Regions from separate parts of the Homo sapiens genome. Here region 1 is linked to region 2. Evidence: read pairs that join two places in POLR2A ChIA-PET (ENCODE). Cell type or tissue: Caco-2. All regions are shown on one strand. Each heading gives the region's core, and the rest is flanking DNA. Links, peaks and the distances in the headings are about the cores only.

Region 1 (10,674 bases), core at 822-8,821, 72 kb before region 2:
TGCCACCTCCACCTCCTGGGCTCAGATGATCCTCCCACCTCAGCCTCCTGAGTAGATGAGACTACAGGCACGCATGCCCAGCTAATTTTTGTCTTTTTAGTAGAGATGGGGTTTCACCATATTGTCCAGGCTGTTCTCTAACTCCTGAGCTCAAGAAATCTGCCTGCCTTGGCCTCCCAAAGTGCTGGGATTACAGGAGTGAACCACCATGCCCAGCCCCTTTTGTTTATTTTAAAGCTGAAATGAGGACTCAGTTAATTTTGTTGTAGTCTTGTCTGGTGAGGGGCGATTCTTCACCCTTGCTGCCGTCCCTCACACTCTTCCTATTTTCTAAATATGCAGTCAGTCATTTAGATCACATCACCTGTATGAATAAAAGCCTTTCATGTCGGCTGCATTCTTCAGGCTTCTAACTTCTTGCAATTCATCAGTTACGTCTAGTTACATCTGTGGATTCCTGCACCATTGCAGATGCAAAGCAGGAGAAAAGAAGGGTTTTCTTTTCATCTTTTTTTTTTTTTTTTTCTGAGACAGAATCACTCTATGGCCCAGGCTGGAGTGCAATGGCATGGTCTTGGCTCACTGCGAGGACCGTCTCCCGGGTTCAAGCATTACTCCTGCCTCAACCTCCTGAGTAGCTGGGATTATAGACATGCACCGCCACACCCAGCTAATTTTTTTGTATTTTTAGTAGAGATGGGGTTTCAATATGTTGGCCAGGCTGGTCTAGAACTCCTAACCTCAAGTGATCTGCCCTCGTCTGCCTCCCAAAGTGCTGGGATTCCAGGCGTGAGCCACCACACCCTGCCTTCATTTTTGTTTTGAAGGAATTACCTCCTACCCCTTAAGTCCTGCAGTCCCTGAACTTGACCTTATCTGCAGCAAAGATGAGAAAGGGGGAAGGTATGATAAAAGGAGAAAACACTTGCCAATGTTTTCTAAATTAACCCCTGACATTAAAATTTAACATTTTCTGCACTTCCTGATCACAGTCCTGTCTTTTACTCAGTTGTGGGCGTGCACTTTTTTTTTTTTTTGAGGTGGAGTCTCATTCTGTTGCCCAGGCTGGAGTGCAGTGGCGCAATCTCAGCTCACTGCAACCTCCACCTCCCGAGTTCAAGCGATTCTCCTGCCTCAGCCTCCTGAGTAGCTAGGACCACAGGCACGCGCCACCACGCCCAGCTAATTTTTGTATTTTTAGTACAGATGGGGTTTCACCATGTTGGCCAGGATGGTCTCAATCTCCTGACCTCGTGATCCACCTGCCTCAGCCTCCCAAAATGTTGGGATTACAGGCGTGAGCCACCGCGCCCAGCCTGGGCATGCATATTTTATGGATCTTAACTCGACTTTTAAATTTTCTTTGAGCATCTGGGAATTTTATGAAAGCACTTTGTTAGTTTCTATTAGTGTCCCCTATATCCAAAATTCTCATTAAAGAATGCCGTTTCCCATCTCTCAAGAATTTATCAATTCAGGCTGGGCATGGTGGCTTACGTCTGCAATCCCAGCACTTTGGGAGGCCAAGGTAGGCTGATTGTTTAAGGTCAGGAGTTCAAGACCAGCTTGGCCAACATGGTGAAACCCCGTCTGTACTAAAAAAACAAAAATTAGCTGGGCATGGTGGCAGGTGCCTGTAATCCCGGCTATGCGGGAGGCTGAGGTAGCAGGATTGCTTGAGCCCAGGAGGCAGAGGTTGCAGTGAGCCGGGATCACGACGCCACTGCACTCCAGCGTGGGCGACAGAGTGAGAGTCTTTTTTTTTTTTTTGAGACTCACACTGTGCACAGGAAGAAAATTATGTGAATGTCCTTCCTAACAGGGAGAGGCCTTCCCTGACCTTGCTCCCCTTGGGCTGCCATCAGCATGGGGCTTTCTTAGGTATCAAGGCCACCTCAGTTTGGAGAGATGCCAGAAGTGGAAGTGTCAGCCAGACCATGTTTTCATTCTACTTGTCTATATTAGATCAAAGTCAGAGAGAGAATCTCAGTTCATAGAGGGAACACTTTATAACCTGTGTTTATGGAGGAGAATCACATACCAAGTGGAATCACCTTGAAGCAAGGCTTGTGTGCCGGGGGCGATGGCTCGTGCCTGTAATCCCAGCACTTTGGGAGGCTGAGGCAAATGGATCACTTGAGGTCAGGAGTTTGAGACCAGCCTGGCCAACATGGTGAAACCCTATCTCTACTAAAAAATACAAAAATTAGCTGGGCATGGTGGTACATGCGTATAATCCCAGCTACTCGGGAGGCTGAGGCAGGAGAATCGCTTGAACCCAGGAGGCAGAGGTTGCATTGAGCCAAGATCATGCCACTGTACTCCAGCCTGGGCTACAGAACGAGACTCCATCTCATAAATAAATAAATAAATAAATAAATAAATAAATAAATGGGATTTCGAGACCAGGCTGTCCAACATGATGACCATGTTTGTATTAACTTAGCTGGGCGTCGTGGCACATGCCTGTGATCCCAGCTACTTGGGAGGCCGAGGCAGGAGAATCACTTGAACCCGGGAGGCAGAGGTTGCAGTGAGCCGAGATCATGCCATTGTACTCTAGCCTGGGTGACAAGAGCGAAACTCTGTCTCAAAAATAATTAAAAAAAAAAAAAGTGGAACCGTTTAGTAGATAATAATCACATAAAGAGTTATCAACTCTTTCCCTGTGTCAATGTTAAACATTCCCACCTCCACCTTCATCACATACTCTGTTGGAGAAGGGTACTTCTCTGACCCATAGCCAGGGCTGGCTGGTGAGACTTGTGTTAGCCAATGAGAGGTGAAAAGATGTGACATATGCCACATCTGGGCGGAAGTTTTAAATGGCATGCATCTTGTAGCTTTGCATTTTGTGTTTCATCTCTACGTTGTGGGAATGGCCTTAGAGGATGATGCTCATTCAGTCCGGGACCAGGAATGAGAATAGAAACTGAGCAGAGCTACAGGTCAACCTCAGTCCTCATTTAAATGATCAAGAACTACATGCTTCTTGTTGTAAGCCACTGAGATACTGTGGTTATTTGTTACAGCAGCAAAACCTCAGTGATACAATAGGAACAGGCAACTCACAAAAGAGGAAAGGAAAAATATGCAGTCTCTCTAACCATTAGAGAAGTGTAGATTCCAGTGAGATTTTTGGTCCTTCAGATTGGCAAAAACTAAAAAGTCTGATAATATCTAATGTTGACAAGAAAATGTAGAACTAGGCTGGGTGCAGTGGCTCATGCCTGTAATCCCATCATGTTGGGAGGCTGAGGTGGGTGGATCGCTTGAAGCCAGGAGTTTGAGACCAGCCTGACCGACATGGAGAAATCCTGTCTCTACTAACAGTACAAAAATTAGTCGGATGTGGTGGTGCATGCCTGTAATCCCAGCTACTCAGGAGGCTGAGGCACAAGAATTGCTGGAACTCAGGAGGTGGAGCTGAGATCATACCACTGCACTCCAGCCTGGGTGACACAGCAAGACTCTCTCTCAAGAAAAAAAAAAAGAAAGAAAAAGAAAAAGAAAATGTAGGCCAGGCGCAGTGGCTCACACCTATAATCCCAGCACTTTGGGAGGCCGAGGCCGGCGTATCACCTGAGGTCAGAAGTTCGAGACCAGCCTGACCAACATGGAGAAACCCCGTCTCTACTAAAAATACAAAAATTAGCCAGGCATGGTGGCACATGCCTGTAGTCCCAGCTACTCGGGAGGCTGAAGCAGGAGAATTGTTTGAACCCGGGAGGCAGAGGTGAGCCAAGATTGCGCCATTGCACTCCAGCCTGGGCAACAAGAGCAGAATTCTGTCTCAAAAGAAAAAAAAAGAAAAGAAAAATTAAAAAGAAAAGAAAATGTAGAAATAGGGCCAAGCGTGGTGGCTCACACCTATAATCCCAGCACTTTAGGGGGCCAAAGTGGGAGGATAGCTTGAGGCCAGGCGTTTGGGACCAGCCTGGGCAACATAGTGAGACCCCATCTCTTAAAAAAAAAATTAAAATAAGTAGAAAGTGTAAAAATAGGTACCTCATAAGCTATTGTTCATGGTACACACATTTTGGAGGAAAATTGCTGATACATTCCAAACTCTGCATGCTTGTTTGTGCCCGAGTTCATTTGGGATTGGGAGGGGAACTGAAATCACAAGAGAAATATTCAAGGGGTTCTCACACTCTCTTTGTATTGTTTGAAATCTTGTGACAATTAATTTATGTATTACTTCAACAGTTTGTAGGAAGCTTAATTTTTTTTTTTTTTTAGATGGAGTTTCGCTGTTGTTGCCCAGGCTGGAGTGCAGTGACACAATCTCAGCTCACTGCAACCTCTGCCTCCTGGGCTCAAGCGATTCTCCTGCCTCAGCCTCCCAAGTAGCTGGGATTACAGGCGCCCACCACCACACCCGGCTAATTTTTGTATTTTTAGTAGAGATGGGGTTTTGCCATGTTGGCCAGGCTGGTCTCAAACTCCTGATCTCAGGTGATCTGCTTGCCTCGGCCTCCCAATGTGCTGGGATTGCAGGCATGTGCCACCACGCCTGGCCAAGTTTTTATTTTTATTTTTGCTGTATTATTTATTCCTAATTACTTTGAATCATGCTAGTTCATGTGGTCTTTAAAAGTTTTTACTCTTTTTGATTAATTTTTATGTGTTAGTCTTGGATTGATTGACATTTTAATGTTAATTCTTTTGTTGCCATCATTTAGATATTTGTACCTTTCTTTTGAAGTTATACCTATCCTTCACTTAATGACTAATTTATTCCTAAAAACTTTGCTGCTAAGTGACAAACCTGCATATGAAAAAAATATTTCTATTAATTTTAATGAGAAAATACATCATTTATCTCAATCCAAGACACGTGAATAATTTTAATAGAAAAAAAATCAACCAAATAAAGAAAACATATTTATGTCAGTAGTAAACAACAATTTTTTTTTTTTTTTTGAGACGGAGTCTCCCTCTGTCTCCCAGACTGGAGTGCAGTAGCATGATCTTGGCCCACTGCAACCTCCGCCTCCCGGGTTCAAGCAACTCTCCTGCCTCAGCCTCCTGAGTAGCTGGGGCTACAGGCACGCGCCACTACGCCCGGCTAATTTTTGTATTTTTATTAGAGACAGGGTTTCACCATGTTGGCCAGGCTGGTCTCAATCTCCTGACCTCGTGATCCACCTGCCTCGGCCTCCCAAAATGCTGGGATTACAGGCGTGAGCCACAGCGCCCAGCCCAACAAGTTTAATGTAAATAAATATTATGTGCATAGAACTTCGTGTAATGTAGATATGTTGCCTTCCCCAAAAGAGGAACTCAGGACTTGACCATCGGGGAAGGGGCATTTTTCATCTTGCACCATTGTCCTCACCAATTTTTCAGTCTTTTGGGAGCTCATGATTACAGTGCCCTCAAACTTTACAGAAAATAAACTTATGGCACCCCAAATACGTTTGAAACAAAATTAAGGCTAAGCAAGGGCGTTTCCTAGCATGGAAGCATGCATGGAATTAAGATGCTGGCTCTGCCGCCGACCAGGAGGTGGCGCTGTCCCACACAGACCAGAGGCAGCTGCTTCCACGTGAGGCCTCCGGCTGGGAACTGCGCATGGAGATTTTGGGGTGTGTCTTTGCTGGAAACCCTAAGGTCAAGTATTACTTCTTACAGTGTACTTATTTAGTGTGTTTTTGGGGAGTCATTATACTGTAAAAAGGGAGTCATTACAAAAAGTGGCATAACTTTAGTTATTAACTGAATGGTGCTATGTGCAGATAAGTCCATAGCCCTGTATTTTAAAGATAATAGTTTATTCTTTCTACTTCTTAGGTTGGACATTGATTACACACATGTTTATTATAATATTTTTAAGAACACAAAATAAATGAAAGCAGGGTATGTATAGAATGGTGATGAGAGTGTATTATGAAACAGATTTTGATCTATCTAAGTCTGAGCTCTCTTGAGGTACAAAAATTAGAAGGAATTAGTAAAATTAAAACCTGATGTGAATAAAACAGGAAATAAAAACAAGGCAAAAGATGATTGAAAGGATTAATCTCAAATTGCTTCTTTCAGGATAAACTATATGCACCCTTCAGGAGACTGAATAGATAAAGAAAGTAAAAGGTTAAAAACAGATGCATTTAGAAATCAGAAAGGAATGTAATCAGAAATTGTCTGGAGGCTACTGCATGCCACTCTAGTAAAAATATTTCCTGCTGAACTTCTAAGGATCATATTTGACACAAGATGTAGAAAACACAAGTGTCCTAGTTACTGTGGAAAAGTTTGGAAAGGTGATTAAAAAAACGTTGTTTTTATTTTTTGAGACAGAGTCTCACTGTATCGCCCAGGCTGGAACGCAATGGCGTGATCTCGGCTCACTGCAACCTCCGCCTCTCAGGTACAAGCGATTCTCCTGCCTCAGCCTCCCAAGTAGCTGCAACACCACGCCCCGCTAATTTTTGTATATTTATTAGAGACAGGGTTTCACCATGCTGGTCACGCTGGTCTCGAACTCCTGACCTCGTGATCTGCCCACCTCTGTCTCCCAAAGTGCTGGGATTACAGGCATGAGCTACCATGCCCAGCCAAAAAAAAAAAATCGTTATATATATATATAAAATCTCCTTTCTCAGATTTTCCTCCTGTGGACATTTTGCTTTATTTGCTTCATTGCTTTTCTTTCTCTCTGTTCTTTTATTTTTGGAGACAGCATCTTGCTATTGTTCAGGGTGGCAACAGCAGTGGTGTGATCATGCAGCCTCGACCTCCTGGGCTCAAGTGATCGTCCTGCCTCAGCCTCCCACATAGCTGGGACCACAGGTATACACCACTATGCCCAGCTAATTTTTTTTTTTTTTTTTTTTGGTAGGGGTCTTGCTATGTTTCCCAGGCTGTTCTCAAATTCCTGGGCTCAAGGAATCCTCCCACCTCAGCCTCCCAAAGTACTGGGATTACCGGTGTAAGTCACTGTGCCCGGCCTCTCTCTGTTCTTAACATTTTTTTTCCCTGAACAATTTGAGAATGTGTTGCAGACATCATGGCCCTTTACCCCAGATGTAGTGTAGAGTGCACTAGTGAGGGAGCTTCTGGTATCAATGGGAAACTCACTGGTGGAGTCTCCATAGGCTAGGAGTGACAGTGAGATACGATGCCATTGAACTGGGCTCCCTAGGGTTAATGGGAGTGACAGGATTCTGAAATAGCAGAGGCAGGTGGAGGCACTTAACCATCAGAGACAAAGTGAGTACAAATTACTGGAATGGGCAGCAAGCCTGGACTGGTAGTCAGGGTGCCGTGATACGCAGATACCTGTGGCAATGGCCAATGGTCCACACAGTCCCCTGGGGAGAACACCATCCCATGGGGGATATTGCCTAGAGTATTATTTGACTGTATAACCAGGAAAAATGAAGATCTGGGGAGCAGAGCCCTATGTCATCTTCCACAATGAAAATCACAAGTCTGGCCAGGCACCATGGCTCACACCTGTAATCCCAGCACTTTGGGAGGCCAGTGTGGGTGGATCAGGTGAGGTCAGGAGTTCAAGACTAGCCTGGCTAATATGGTGAAACCCCGTCTCTACTAAAATACAAAAATTAGCCGGGCGTGGTGGTGGGGACCTGTAATCTCAGCTACTCACGAGGCTGAGGCAGGAGAATCGCTTGAACCCAGGAGGCAGAGGTTGCAGTGACCCGAGATCATGCTATTGCACTCCAGCCTCGGTGACAGAACAAGACTCCATCTCAAAAAAAAAAAAAAAAAATCACATGTCAGTTCTCAAGCTCAGACCCTGTTGACAGAAGGGCAGCCCAGTTCCCCCGAGGAAGAATCCGACAATGCTACTGCAAATACATGCAGCAAGTATTCCTCTAGCTCTTTGTTAAAGGGACCGAGCCATGTTCTAGGGTAACTGTCCACTATAGAAAGGGAAGTACCTAGATTTCTCAAGGGCCATGGAATACCAGGTTCATGAAATCGGTACCAGAGGATCTGAAATGCCACTATAGATCCCTGCCTAGAGTGGGCACGGGAGACAAGGTAATAAGCGGAGTCCTGCCTCATGTTTGTCTCATGTTTGTCCAGTGGGCCCACAGTTCCCTCTTGAAGTTATTTCCAGGTCTCTTAATTGGGGTGGATATACTTAGCAGGTAGCAGAACTTGCATATTAGTTCTCTCACCAATTATGTTAGGCAGGTCCAAGCATCAAGTGTCAAGATGATAAATAAAAAATAACACCACGTCTGGAGAATTGCAGAGATCAGCACCTCCATCAAAGACTAAAGATGCAGGGAGGATGGTTCCTATCATATCGCCATTTGGCTCATATGTATAAAAAACCATATGGATTGTGGTGGATGACTGTGGGCTTCCATCAACTTAACCAAGTGATAGCCGAAATTGTAGCTGCTAGGCTGGATGTTTACCTGAACAGATCGATACAGCCTGTGGCACTTGGCATGCAGCTATTGATCTGATAAATGCATTCTTTTCAATCCTCATGAGTAAAGAGACTCAAAGTTATTTTGTTCACATGTAGGGAAGGCAGCAGAATAGATTTACCTTCTTGCCCCAGTGCTATGGTAACTCTTCTCCTCTCTATCACAGTATGATCCACAGGGACCTGATCATCTTGCCATTCCACAGAACATAATGCTAGCTGGACTTGGTTGAACAAAATATGGCAGGTACTCTGAATGACCAGATGCCAGTTGGTGGGAGACAGGACTCCCCTCCCCTAAAATTCGGAGGCTTTGCCATATTGGTGACATTTGTAGGGTCCACTGGTCTGAAACAAGTTGCTGTACCTTAAGCACCCCCTATTGCTAAGAAAGAGGCATTTTGAGGCATCATATACCACACTGGCAATACAGCATTTACTCATTTATCTCCTAGTTCAAATAATACCCAAACAATGAGACCCTGCAGCAGATCCAAGGTGTGGGGCAAACTGCCCTGCTCTTTGCCTTCTATGCCAGCGGGCTCAGTGATGCTAGTGTAGGCATAGTAGATCAAGATGCCGTGTGGTGTTTCTGGAAAGTCCACTGGGAGAATTGCAGCACAGACCCCTAGAGATCTGGAGCAAGACTATGCCTTCTGTAACAGACAATTATTTGCCATTCATTGGAAAAGCAATTCTTGTCATACCATTGGGCCCTAAAAGAGATTTTGAAATTGACCATGGGGCATCAAGTGACTTTGCACCTGGAGCTGCCTTTCAAGTATGATAGAAATGGTCATTCAGGAGCAGGTCGAGAACATAAGTAAGTTAAATGGACACATGGCCCAGATCCCCAGGTCATCCACCTCGGTTGCATTGAAGCCATTGACTCAGCTGATGTCCATAGCCTCAGGTAGGTGTGTATGATCAACTGATAGAAGAACAATCCTGGGCCTTGTTGGTGTGAGCTGAAATAGACTGTTATCCACTGAAGTAGACTGCTATCATACTACAGCCCTACTCAAGGTGGCCCTCAAAATAGCCATGAGGGGAAATCTTCCCAGCAATCAGAGCTGAATAGTGTATTTGGCCATCCACTTTGTATAGAGGGAGAAGAGGCCTGAAGTAGGTATGAGTATGGACTCCTGAGCTGTGGCAAATGGCTTGGCTAGTTGGTCAGGGACCTGGAAGGACCAAGTTAGGCAAAAGGGAGACAAGGAGATTTTGTATTTTTAGTAGAGATGCAGTTTCGCCATGTTGGCCAGGCTGGTCTCGAACTCCTAACCTCAGGTGATCCGCCCACCTCGGCCTCCCAAACTGCTGGGATTACAGTCGTGAGCCACCATGCCTGGCCTAGTAATTAACTTTACATATTTTGACATTCATAATTAACATGTATAAAATCAAGAAATAGCTCTACTGTCCTTCAACTATATAAGGATATTTGATTACATTAACCTCACATCCTCTCCCCCTTACATGCTGTGTTTCTCTTGCTCTTTTGGGCCCAGAAGACATTCTTACAGGGTACTGTACCATCAGTGTTCTTTGTTCTTTCCTGCGTCTCTGATCTTCCTGGATTACTCTTCTGCATAAGCACATCCTTCAGAATTTATGGCAGCTCTTTTTGGAGCAAACCCTCTATATCGTTAGCCCAAAAATGTCTTTATTTTACTGTCATTCTTGAAATATATTTTTGTTGAATATATAATTCCAAGTGAACAGCCTGTGTAGAAAAAAGTTAACACAGCAGGCCTGAGCCTGCTATTCTCGGAAAAGTCGGCTTGCAAGGTTGGCCCTTGGCTGGCATCTAGTCAGTTGGATTTCCATCATTCTCTCATCGGAGTGTCTCACTGTATCTAAAGTGTTCAGCTTATGCTGAACACCTCTTTTCCTTCTGAGAGTCTAGAATTTTGGTACATGCCAGACAGTGGACGCCAATGTAAGTACCTTCCCTGCATTAAAACCTTACACACTGAGTCTCTAATGAGCCTCCCTGGTAGACAATGTTTCACATGTGTTGTCATAACCTGTTGCTGGAGGAATTACGTGCATCCTGTGGATTCCATTGGGAAAGGACTCTTGGAAGCTTGTGTTGCACCCAGTAGGAACTTGGCCTGGCCTGGCACCCCATGTATTACCTGGCCCCTTTAATGATGATGTTTGAGTCTCTGATTTTCAGTGTTAACTTGGATCCTGTGTCCAATAGTTCCTGAAAGGTCGATTATTCCCTTTTCCCCAGTGTACATTTACCTGAGTAC
Region 2 (10,674 bases), core at 1,170-9,169:
ACAGCCCATCCTTAGGGTGGCTTCAATAGGCACCGGTTTAGTTACCGCAGTTTAGGTAAATACCAGTCCCCTGACAGCACAGCTCATATTTCAGTTACCGTGGTCTACTAACTGAGTAACTATAAAGCAAAGCCTTCACTGTTAGCTCTTCAGTCCACAGATCACCTTTAGAAAAGAATGGGCACATCATGATGGGTGATCTGTCATGTCACTTCCTTCAAAGTCTGTTGGTGATTGGCTACTGTACATCTGTTACTCAGTTCACTCCAGATGAGAAAGCTTTTGGTTGTGTTGCCTTCTTATCTTCCAGTGGGAGAGATACTACTATAGACTTTCAGTGCTACTGTGGGATTATGCTCCAGTTCTTTTGGGGGCTTGAATGAAAATGAAAATTTGCTTTTTACCATCAAACACTACTTTCATTAATCCAGCCAATGCACAAACAGATAATTTTGATATTTTTTTTGTTTTTTGAGGCAGTGGCTCGCTCTGTCACCCAAGCTGGAGTGCAGTGGTGCGATCTTGGCTCACTGCAACCTCTCCTTCCCAGTTCAAACGATTCTCCTGCCTCAGCTTCCCGAGTAGCTGGGATTACAGGTGAGCACCACCACACCTGGCTAAGTTTTTTTTTTATTTTTAATTTTTTTTTTTGAGACAGAGTCTTATTCTGTCACCCAGGCTGGAGTACAGTGGTGCGATCTTGGCTCACTGCAACCTCTGCCTCCTGGGTTCCAGTGATTCTCCTGTCTCAACCTCCCAGGTAGCTGGGACTACAGGTGCACGCCACCATGCCTGGCTAATTTTTGTACTTTTAGTAGAGACAGGGTTTCACCATGTGGGCCAGGCTGGTCTCAAACTCCTGACCTCGTGATCTGCCTGCCTCAGCTTATCACAGTGCTGGGATTACAGGCATGAGCCACCACGCCTGGCCACACCCAGCTAATTTTTAAACTTTTAGTAGAGACGTTTAGTAGAGACGTTTAGAGATGTTGGCCAGGCTGGTCTTGAACTCCTGACCTCAAGTGAGTCACCTGCCTTGGCCAGGGTGGTCTTGAACTCCTGACCTCAAGTGATCCACCCGCCTTGGCCTCCCAAAATGCTGGGATTACAGGTGTTAGCCACTGTGCCTAGCCATTATTTTGATTTTTAAAGCTCATTATCTTCTATGGAGTTTTGATAGGCCATTGATGCTACATCCAGAGATCTTGCTTTTTTTATTTTTATTTTTTTTATGAGATGGAGTCTCACTCTGTCGCCCAGGCTGGAGTGCAGTGCTGCGATCTCGGCTCACTGCAACCTCCACCTCCCAGGTTCAAATGATTCTCCTGCCTCAGCCTCCCGAGTAGCTGGGACTACAGGCGTGTGCCACCATGCCAGGCTAATTTATTGTGTTTTTAATAGAGATGGGGTTTCACCATGTTAGCCAGGATGGTCTCGATCTCCTGACCTCGTGATCCACCCACCTCGACCTCACAATTTTTTTTTTTTTTTTTTTTTTTTTTGAGATGGAGTCTCGCTCTATTGCCCAGGCTGGAGTGCTCTGGGGGTGTCTTGGCTCACTGGAACCTCTGCCTCCTGGGTTCAAGCAATTCTGCTCCAGCCTCCTGAGTAGCTGGGACTACAGATGTGTGACACCATGCCTGGCTAATTTGTTGTATTTTTAGTAGAGACAGGGTTTCATCATGCTGGCCAGGCTGGTCTCGAACTCCCCGCCTCGAGTGATCCGCCTGCCTCAGCATCCCAAAGTGCTGAGATTACAGGTGTGAGCCACTGCGCCTGGCCAGATCTTGCAATTTCTTTAGCTGAAGTTTGGAAGAAATGGAAAGCATCATGGCAGAAATTAACAGTAATATTCAATGTGGTAGAAACTTATATGCTGCAAGTAACTTTGCAGAATTCAAACTGCACATAAATTGAGTTACATTTGACCATGGGAAGTTGATCAGGCTGCTGTTTGAGAGATTCTAGACAGGCAGCCAGAGGAAGTTAGCGAAGGTAAATTTAACAACAAAAATGAAGAAAGTGATTGTGATAAAGAGAACATACGCGTCCCAGAGGCGATGCTGGCAAAAACTTCACCTTAACAGACCTCTTGGAGTTAATTTACAACACCGAGAGCCCAAAGGGCAAAATACTGGATGCTGATCCAAAAATGCTTAGTCCCAATATGTCTAATGTTTTAAATTACAGGTACTAAATAAATAGTGGTTTTGCTATTTTTAAATTTCCCTGTACATTTTTAACACAGTTTGTTGTTGTTGTTTTTGAGACAGAGTTTCGCTCTTGTTGCCCAGGCTGGAGTGCAATGGCGCGATCTCGGCTCACTGCAACCTCCGCCTCCTGGGTTCAAGTGATTCTCCTGCCTCAGCCTCCTGAGTAGCTGGGATTACAGGCATGCGCCACCACGCCTGGCTAATTTTGTATTTTTAGTAGAGACGGGGTTTCACCATATCGGCCAGGCTGGTCTTGAACTTCTGACCTCACGTGCCCAACCCACCTTGGCATCCCAAAGTGTTGGGATTACAGGTGTGAGCCATTGTGCCCGGCCCTACTAATTCTTTAATATCATCTGATACTCCATCTGGCCAAACTGCTTCTTAGACTTTCAGTCTTACTGGTTCTAGCCCATCCTTTGTTTCTCTTCCAAGTTACTTGAGACTCCAACTTCCGAGCCTTTTAGTGGCCAGCTTAGCTTCAGCCTTCTGGGGTCAGCCGAGTCTTTCCATCTGCTATCTAAGCTTCCACAATTTTGAGGTTTTGTTTCCTCGCCTGTTCACTATGCCTCTACAATATTCCTCCACTGCCCTAAGGGAGTGAAGGTAAATGTTTCAGTGTGTCTTCCCCTGGAAATTCTTGACTAGTTGGTATTTTAGTAGTATTTATTTATTTATTTATTGAGTTGGAATCCTGCTCTGTTGCCCAGGCTGGAGTGCAGAGGTGGAATCTCGGCTCATTGCAGCCTCTGACTCACAGGTTCAAGTGATTCTGCCTCAGCCTCCTGAGTAGCTGGGATTACAGGAGTCCACCACCACACCTGGCTTTTTTTTGTATTTTTAGTAGAGACAGGGTTTCACCATGTTGGCCAAGCTGGACCTGGACTCTTGACCTCAGGTGATCCACCTGACTCAGCCCCACAAAGTGCTGGGATTACAGGTGTGAGCCACTGTGCCCGGCTTTAGTAGTATTTTTTTTAAGTGAAACATTTATTGGAATGTTTACATTGAAAAGTTTTTTGAACAATTAGGTATAGAAAGTAGAGAATAGGCTGGGCGTGGTGGCTCACGCCTGTAATCCCAGCACTTTGGGAGGCTGAGGAGGGCAGATTGCTTGAGGTCAAGAGCTCAAGACCAGCCTGGCCAACATGGTGAATACAAAATACAAAATACTAAGAATACAAAAATTAGCTGGGTGTGGTGGTGCATGCCTATAATCCTAGCTACTCGGGAGTCTGAGACAGGAGAATCGCTTGAACTCAGGAGGCAGAGTTTGCAGTAAGCCGAGATCATGCCACTGCACTCCAGCCTGGGTGACAAAGTGGGACTCAGTCTCAAAAACCAAAAACAAACAAACAAAAAAAAGAAAGTAAAGAATGAATGAGTCTTGCTTGCTTTCCTGTTTCCTAGTCTCATTATCCAAAGGAAACCACTGGCAATAGTTGGCAAACCTTCATAGGCATTTTGTCTATGCATATGTGTACATATGCACACATACATACTTGCATGATCTTTCTGAGAGATGAAGCTGTTTATTAGTAAAGCCCCTGTGTTGTCTAGAAATTAAATAGTTTATTTCACAGAATAAATATCAGTGTTGAATCATCTGGTTAACCTCCTGTAGTCACTGAGAACTAGATAGTCAAGTTGGTGCAATAGTAATTGCGGTTCTTGCCATTGAAGGTAATGGCAAAAACCGCAATTACTTTTGCACCAATCTAAATAGATGTTACACAATCATGCACGTGTTTACCTGCAAGTTACCATAAGTGTTACAAGCTGGAGGTAAACTTTGGGCCAAGCTAGGGCTTTCAACAAATCATTTCCTGATTGGGGGAAATAAAAGGATTTGTTCTCACTGTATACCTCTTTCACCTTCATGTAATATAAAGCTGCTTAAAGACCAAAGGTACAAAGTTAGACTTATTCATTAAAGCTGAGTTGTAGTGTCCTCTGTAAAATCTAATGGTATGGGGATGCCTAGTCTATGAAAACCCTTTCTCCATTGTAATGTTTGTGCGGGGTATATAGAGCAAATATCTTAGTAACCAATGGGTTTTCTCTTGGCTCACACCAAAATCTTAATTTAGTGCTCCAAATTTTGATGAGGTTACTGAACTGATACCCCATGGTGTGAAAGTTGTTTCTCTTTTTAACACTGTTCTCTGCCTTATCTTTACCTCTGCTTGAGAGAGATCTAAATTCTTCAAGCTTCCATTGTTTTGCCTCACATACAATGAAGTACTGTATTTGAAGAGCCAGGGAAGGCCAGCTAGCTGGAGATTGTGGAGGTGCTCAGCCCAAACTTCCTTTTGTGACAGGTGGAGACTTTTGAGACATTATTAATGGTTTTTTTTTTTTTTTTTTTTTTTTTTTTTGAGACAGAGTCTCATTCTGTCACCCAGGCTGGAGTGCAGTGGCATGATCTGGGCTCACTGCAACCTCCACCTCCCAGGTTCAAGCGATCCTCCTGCCTCAGTCTCCCGAGTAGCTGGGACTACAGGCACGTGCCACCATGCCCAGCTAATTTTTGCATTTTTAGTAGAAACGGGGTTTCACCATGTTGGCCAGGTTGGTCTCAAACTCTTGACCTCACGATTCGCCTGCCTTGGCCTCCCAAAGTGCTGGGATTACAGGCGTGAGCCACTGTGCCCAGCTATTAATAGATTTTTAAAACAACTATAAAATAAAACATTAGAGCTGCTCATCGGCAGTTGTACTTACCTTTCTAATGATAAGGGTTTTGTGTAAACCCCTTTTGTTGCTGGATTTCTTAGTTTCTTCCTAACACACTGTGGTGCACTGGAGAATGATACTGCATTTATTAAAAGGAGCAAGATGCTTATTTTCTGGGAACTGCTGAAATGGTAGCAAGATCTCCCCTCCCAGGATATTATTGCCGAAGACCTAGATAGCAGGTCTCTACTTCCCATTCATTCTATTTCTAGAAGCAAGCAAATGTTCTCTAATTGCAGGCTTGGGATGAATGTCTCAGCAGTGTTTCCTGCTGTGCTAATTGGAAAAATACAATTTTCAACTAACTGTGTCCTGCTTTGCAAAATAATAGTTGGCATCCCAGTTGCCAGTTTGGTTCCTAATGTGAACTAGTACTTTTTAGTTTAGCACTGAAGATAATAGAACTTTGGAAATCCCGGGGAGAGCTGTGCTGTATACAAGGCCCATTGGAGATCTCATGTCAGCCCATAAGAATAAGTGCCTATTGATCTCTTTTTCTAGAAGCCTTTATTGAATTAAATTTTAATTTGAAAATTTTGGGGGGCCGTGTTCTGGGAATAATAATCGATATTGTCCATTAGTTGAACAGTCCTGTGATGGACCTTATGTGTACCTTATTGATTTGGAACGGAGGTTAATTTTCTTTTAGCTAAGATCTTGGCTTCTGGCAAGCTCTTCGTCAGCCTAAATGTGGTTGGCCTTGCCAGCTTTTTGGAAAAACTGTCAGCTTGGGAATAGAGATTTGGTCAGAGTAACTTCTGTTTAGAATCTTTTTTTTTATACTGGTTGTCTTGTTTCATGTAGAATTACTTTCTCACATAGAGAAAGGGTTTAAATTTTTTTTTTTTTAATTGAGATGGGGGCCTCACTCTGTCACCTAGGCTGGAATGCAGTGGTGCCATCTTGGCTCACTGCAGCCTCTGCCTCCCAGGCTCAAGTGGTCCTCCCACCTCAGCCTCCCAAGTAGCTGGGTCCACAAGTGCACGTCAACATGCCCAGCTAATTTTTGTATTTTTGGTGGAGACGGGGTTTCTCTGTGTTGCCCAGGTTGGTCTTGAACTCCTGAGCTTAAACAATAGGCCCACATTGATCTCCCAAAGTGCTGGGATTACAGCTATGAGCCACTGCACCTGGCAAGGCTTTACATTCTAAGTTTCCACTGGTGGCAGAGATCTTAATGTCAGTTGATTAAGTTGAGTTGATTAACTCAGCCTACCTGAGTTCTGATTCCATCTCTACTACTTACAAGTTGCATGGCATGGGATGTTGTTTAATCTTTCCAACCTTCAGTCCTCTTGTCTAAGGACTGGTGATGATAACAGTGCCTTATGTCAGAGGATTTTCATGAGGATTAAATAAAATAATGCATGTAATGTGTGTAGTGCCTGACTTCATAAGCACTTCATAGTGTTTATTAACTGACCTCATTCTCCATATAAATATATGTAATTTTTCTTGACATGGTAATATTCCACTTGACATTGATTCTCTAAGGTACCTTTTCCTGCCTGTGGTGTGACAAGTAATTTTCCTTCACTGTAACTTCATTTCTTAAGTCTAAAATAAATTTAATTTTGGTGAATTTGCCTTTAAATGCCCTATATTAATTAGGATTAGATTGAGCTGCGAGTGACAGAAAACTGCAATAACAAAGAACAGAAAGTTTATTTCTCTCCTACATAAATAAAAGAAGCCCAGGCCTATTATGGTGGCTCCATGGTCATCAGGATGGAAACACAGACTCTTTCTATCTTGTTCCATCCTCAACATGTGGTTGCGACTTCGAGACCCAAGGACCCAGAGATATCAGTTGTCTCATTGTTGGTGATATTAAGGTGTTCACATCACTAATAGCAAGGAATTTGGATGCCTTAGTAAGATATATTTCCATGCCAGAGGGTGGCATATAAATCCCACTCCTGATTCCAATTTCTGCATCAGGATCCAGTCAGGAGACAGAAATCTGAGTTATTTTAACAGAGCCTTTAATGAGAGTTGTTAGCTAGGTGTAAAGTGTTAACCAGGTAACTGAAGTGGCAAGAAACAAACATTAAGGTGTTATGGAGGTAGCAATCACTGAGGCTATAAGAGCTGAGGAAGCGTCACTCCCTGGCTGGAGCTGCTGTGTTGGCTTGGAAGGGTCCTGTGGGCCTGGGCCCTGGCTGCTGAGGAGGGCAGGCAGGCAGCTGGTGACTTGAAAAGGTGCATGAAGGGGTTGGTTTGGTGAGAGCTGAAGAACCACACACAGCACCCAACTGCTATGTCAGAAAGAACTGCTGGCCGGGCGTGCTGGCTCACGCCTGTAATCCCAGCACTTTGAGAGGCTGAGGTAGGAGGATCGCTTGAGGTCAGGAGTTCGAGACCAGCCTGGTCAACATGGTGAAACTACTAAAAATACAAAATTAGCCGGGCATGGTGGCGGGTGTCTGTAATCCCAGCTACTCAGGAGGCTGAGGCAGGAGAATCGTTTGAACTCAGGAGGCTGAGGTTACAGTGAGCCGAGATTGTGCCACTGCACTCCAACCTGGGCGACAGAGCAAGTCTCCATCTCAAACAAAAAAAAAAAAAAAAAAAAAAGGAAGGAACTGCTGCTATCAGAGTGAAGAAATGTGAGGTCACCCTTTGCGGGAACAGGAGGCGAGCCGGAGGAAGTTCCTTTTCCTCTCTCCAGCCTCGCCGTCTCAGCAGAGCGAAACAGGGGAGCCCCTGGCAAGCAAATGTTGGAAGGTTCCCAGCCCAGCGTCACAGCAGAGCAGAGAGGGTAGGGTTTGGAGCTGAGATATGATTGCTTCACAGCCCACAAAGGCGGTGTCTGCCAGGTTTCTCCATTGTGGAAGTGTCTTTTCCCCTTGGAATGAATGCATTCTCTGGGGGTCGGGGGTGGCGATGCTTTGAGATTGTGTGAATGTCACATGCTGCCACAGTCTTTCTGCCAATGGCCTTAGTATCTACTAATGAATCTCACCTGAATCAGTTATTATGAAGGTGGTTGTAAAATTATTTTCTATTTCTCTCATTCCTTGTACATCCGTTAGTTGGCATTCTTTGGTAAAGAAGAGCTTTCCCTTCTCCCTGGCCCCCATCCCTGGGAAATGTGGTTTTTAAGTGGATGGGCCACATACCCAGCCAAAGTTGGAGTTCTATCTATAAGGACTTGGGGGAGAGCAAGTACTGGTGTCCATGGCTAGCACTCTGTCACAGGGCTAAGCCCAGAGAGTCTTACTACTGCAGTTGAATCCACGATTGACTTGAATTGTAAAAACTTAAAGTAAAAAGAAGGAATTAGTGCTTCACACATGGAAGGATGGGAAAAGATAACCTGAATTCACAGGTGGTGTCTGGTGTTTCAGGACTGTCATTGTCCTGGGGGATTAACTGGGCCAGTGGTTCTCAACCTTGGCTGCTGACATAGTTTGGATGTTTGTCTCCTCCAAATCTCATGTGGAAAAGTGATCCCCAAGGTTTGAGGTGGGGCCTAGTGGGAGGTGTTTGGGTCATGGGGTCAGATCCCTTGTGAATGGGTGACCTGCCCTTGGTAATGAGTTAGTTCTTGTTCTATTAGTTCATCAACAGTTGGTTGTTAAAAAGGATATGGGGGCTGGGCGTGGTGGCTCATGCCTGTAATCCCAGCACTTTGGGAGGCCGAAGCAGGCAGATTACCTGAGGTCAGGAGTTTGAGACCATCCTGGCCAACATGATGAAACCCCGTCTCTACTAAAAATACAAAAATTAGCCAGGCGTCATGGCCTGTGCCTGTAATCCCAGCTACTTGGGAGGCTGAGGCAGGAGAATTGTTTGAACTCAGGAGGTGGAGGTTGCAGTGAGCCGAGACTGCGCCACTGCACTCTAGCTTGGGTGACAGAGTGAGACTCCATCTTAAAAAAAAAAAAAAAAAAAAAAGCCAGGCTCGTTGACTGACACCTGTAATCCCAGCACTTTGGGAGGCTGAGGCAGGTGGATTGTCTGAGGTCGGGAGTTAGAGACCAGCCTGATCAACATGGAGAAACCCCATCTCTATTAAAAATACAAAATTAGCCAGGTATGGTGGCTCGTGCCTTTAATCCCAGCTACTCGGGAGGCTGAGGCAGGAGAATCGCTTGAACCCAGGAGGCAGAGGTTGTGGTGAGCCGAGATCGCACCATTCCACTCCAGCCTGGGCAACAAGAGGGAAACTCTATCTCAAAAAAAAAAAAAAAAAAAAAAAGAGAATATGGGGGCTTGGCGTGGTGGCTCATGCCTGCAATTTCAGCCCTTTAAGAGGCTGAGGCGGGAGGATCGCTTGAGCCCAGGAGTTTGAGACCAGCCTGGGCAATATAATGAGACCTAATCTCTAAAAAAATTAAACAAAAAAGGATCTGGGACCCCCTGCTCTCTCTCTTGCTCCCTTTCTCATTGTGTGACATGTCTGTTCCCCTTTTGCCTTCTTCTATGAGTGAAAGCTTCCTGTAGCCTCACTAGAAGCCGAACAGATGCTGGTGCCACGTTTGTACAGCCTGCAGAACTGTGAGCCAAATAAACCTCTCTTCTTTATAAATTACCCAGCCTCAGGTATTCCTTTATAGCAATGCAAAATGGACTAACACAGCTGTGCATTAGACTTACCTGCGGAGCTTAGGCCTGGGTCCCATCCAAGGGCATTGTGATTTGATTGATATAGTTGTAGACTGAACATCGAGATTTTCAAAAGCTCTCTTGGGCATTCCAATATGCTTGCAGAGTTGAGAAGCTTGAAACAGGCAGCCTAAATTGGCCACACAGGGTAAATTAGTGCTCCTTGTTTCAATCCGTTGGATAGAAATGAAAGGACTGAACCAGGAAGATTGGCATGTCTTGCTTTCAAATCAGCACTTTCAAAAATCTGTCCATCGTTAGTGTTTGACCACATGGCATATTTATACATTAGATTGCTCACCTTCAAAAAAAAAAGTGACTGTTCTCAAAATCCAATTTAACTCAGCTGGTCCGATCCAGGTAACCAGATTTAGAGTGCTTTTCATGACTTCAGTCACAAGCTCATTTGAGCTGTTGTAAAAATGGAAACGACTTTTTCTATCTTAAGGATGGAGTGAAGGAGAGGATTCTGAAGCTGCAGAAGTGACAAGGGGTGGTCTCAGTAGAAATGACAGCAGTTGCTACTGTGCCTTGAACCTTGGCCACAGTCCCAGCATTGTGCCACATGCTTAATATAAAGTAGGTCCTTAAAACTTTTAAAAGTTGTGAAATATTCCAGACATAGAAAAGGCATAAAGAATAATGGCCAGGTGTGGTGGCTCATGCCTGTAATTCTAGCACTTTGAGAGGCCAAGGCGGGCGGAGCACCTGAGGTCAGGGTTTCCAGACCAGCCTGGCTAACATGGTGAAAACCCATCTCTACTAAAAAATACAAAAATTAGCTGGGCATGGTGGCGGGCGCCTGTAATCCCAGCTACTGTGGAGGCTGAGGCGGAAGAATTGCTTGAACCCAGGAGGCGGAGGTTGCAGTGAGCCGAGATCATGCCACTGCACTCCAGCCTGGGTGGCAAAGCAAAACTCCATCTCAGAAAAAAAAAAAAAAAGAAAGAATAAAATAATGAACACTTTGGTTCCCACCATACAGCTTAAGATTCCAGAGCTAGGCCGGGTGCGGTGGCTCACGTCTGTACTCCCAGCACTTTGGGAGGCCGAGGTGGATGGATCATTTGAGGTTAGGAGTTCAAGACCAGCCTGACCAACAGGGTGAAACGCT

Evidence for each region. ChIA-PET counts read pairs that join two places held together with the same protein. Peaks named below come from ENCODE experiments on the same cell type or tissue, not always from the same donor. Only the 100,000 strongest peaks of a DNase experiment are listed, where the experiment ranks them.
Region 1: POLR2A ChIA-PET joins it to region 2 with 10 read pairs; 9 of 35 experiments call an interaction of 5 or more read pairs at or near these places.

Annotation. Positions count from the first base shown.
Region 1 is chr2:112,594,698-112,605,371 of GRCh38, forward strand. It overlaps LOC124907869 (a long non-coding RNA gene), which reads left to right and starts at 5,162. Exons shown (of 2, transcript XR_007087193.1): 1 at 5,162-5,616. In Caco-2, for the core only: a CTCF peak has its summit at 5,516 (motif pointing right); a DNase peak (open chromatin) is centred at 5,544.
Region 2 is chr2:112,666,783-112,677,456 of GRCh38, forward strand. It overlaps LOC102724955 (a long non-coding RNA gene), which reads left to right and starts at 7,517. Exons shown (of 4, transcript XR_001739643.2): 1 at 7,517-7,710. In Caco-2, for the core only: no CTCF peak of the experiment used is centred there; no DNase peak of the experiment used is centred there.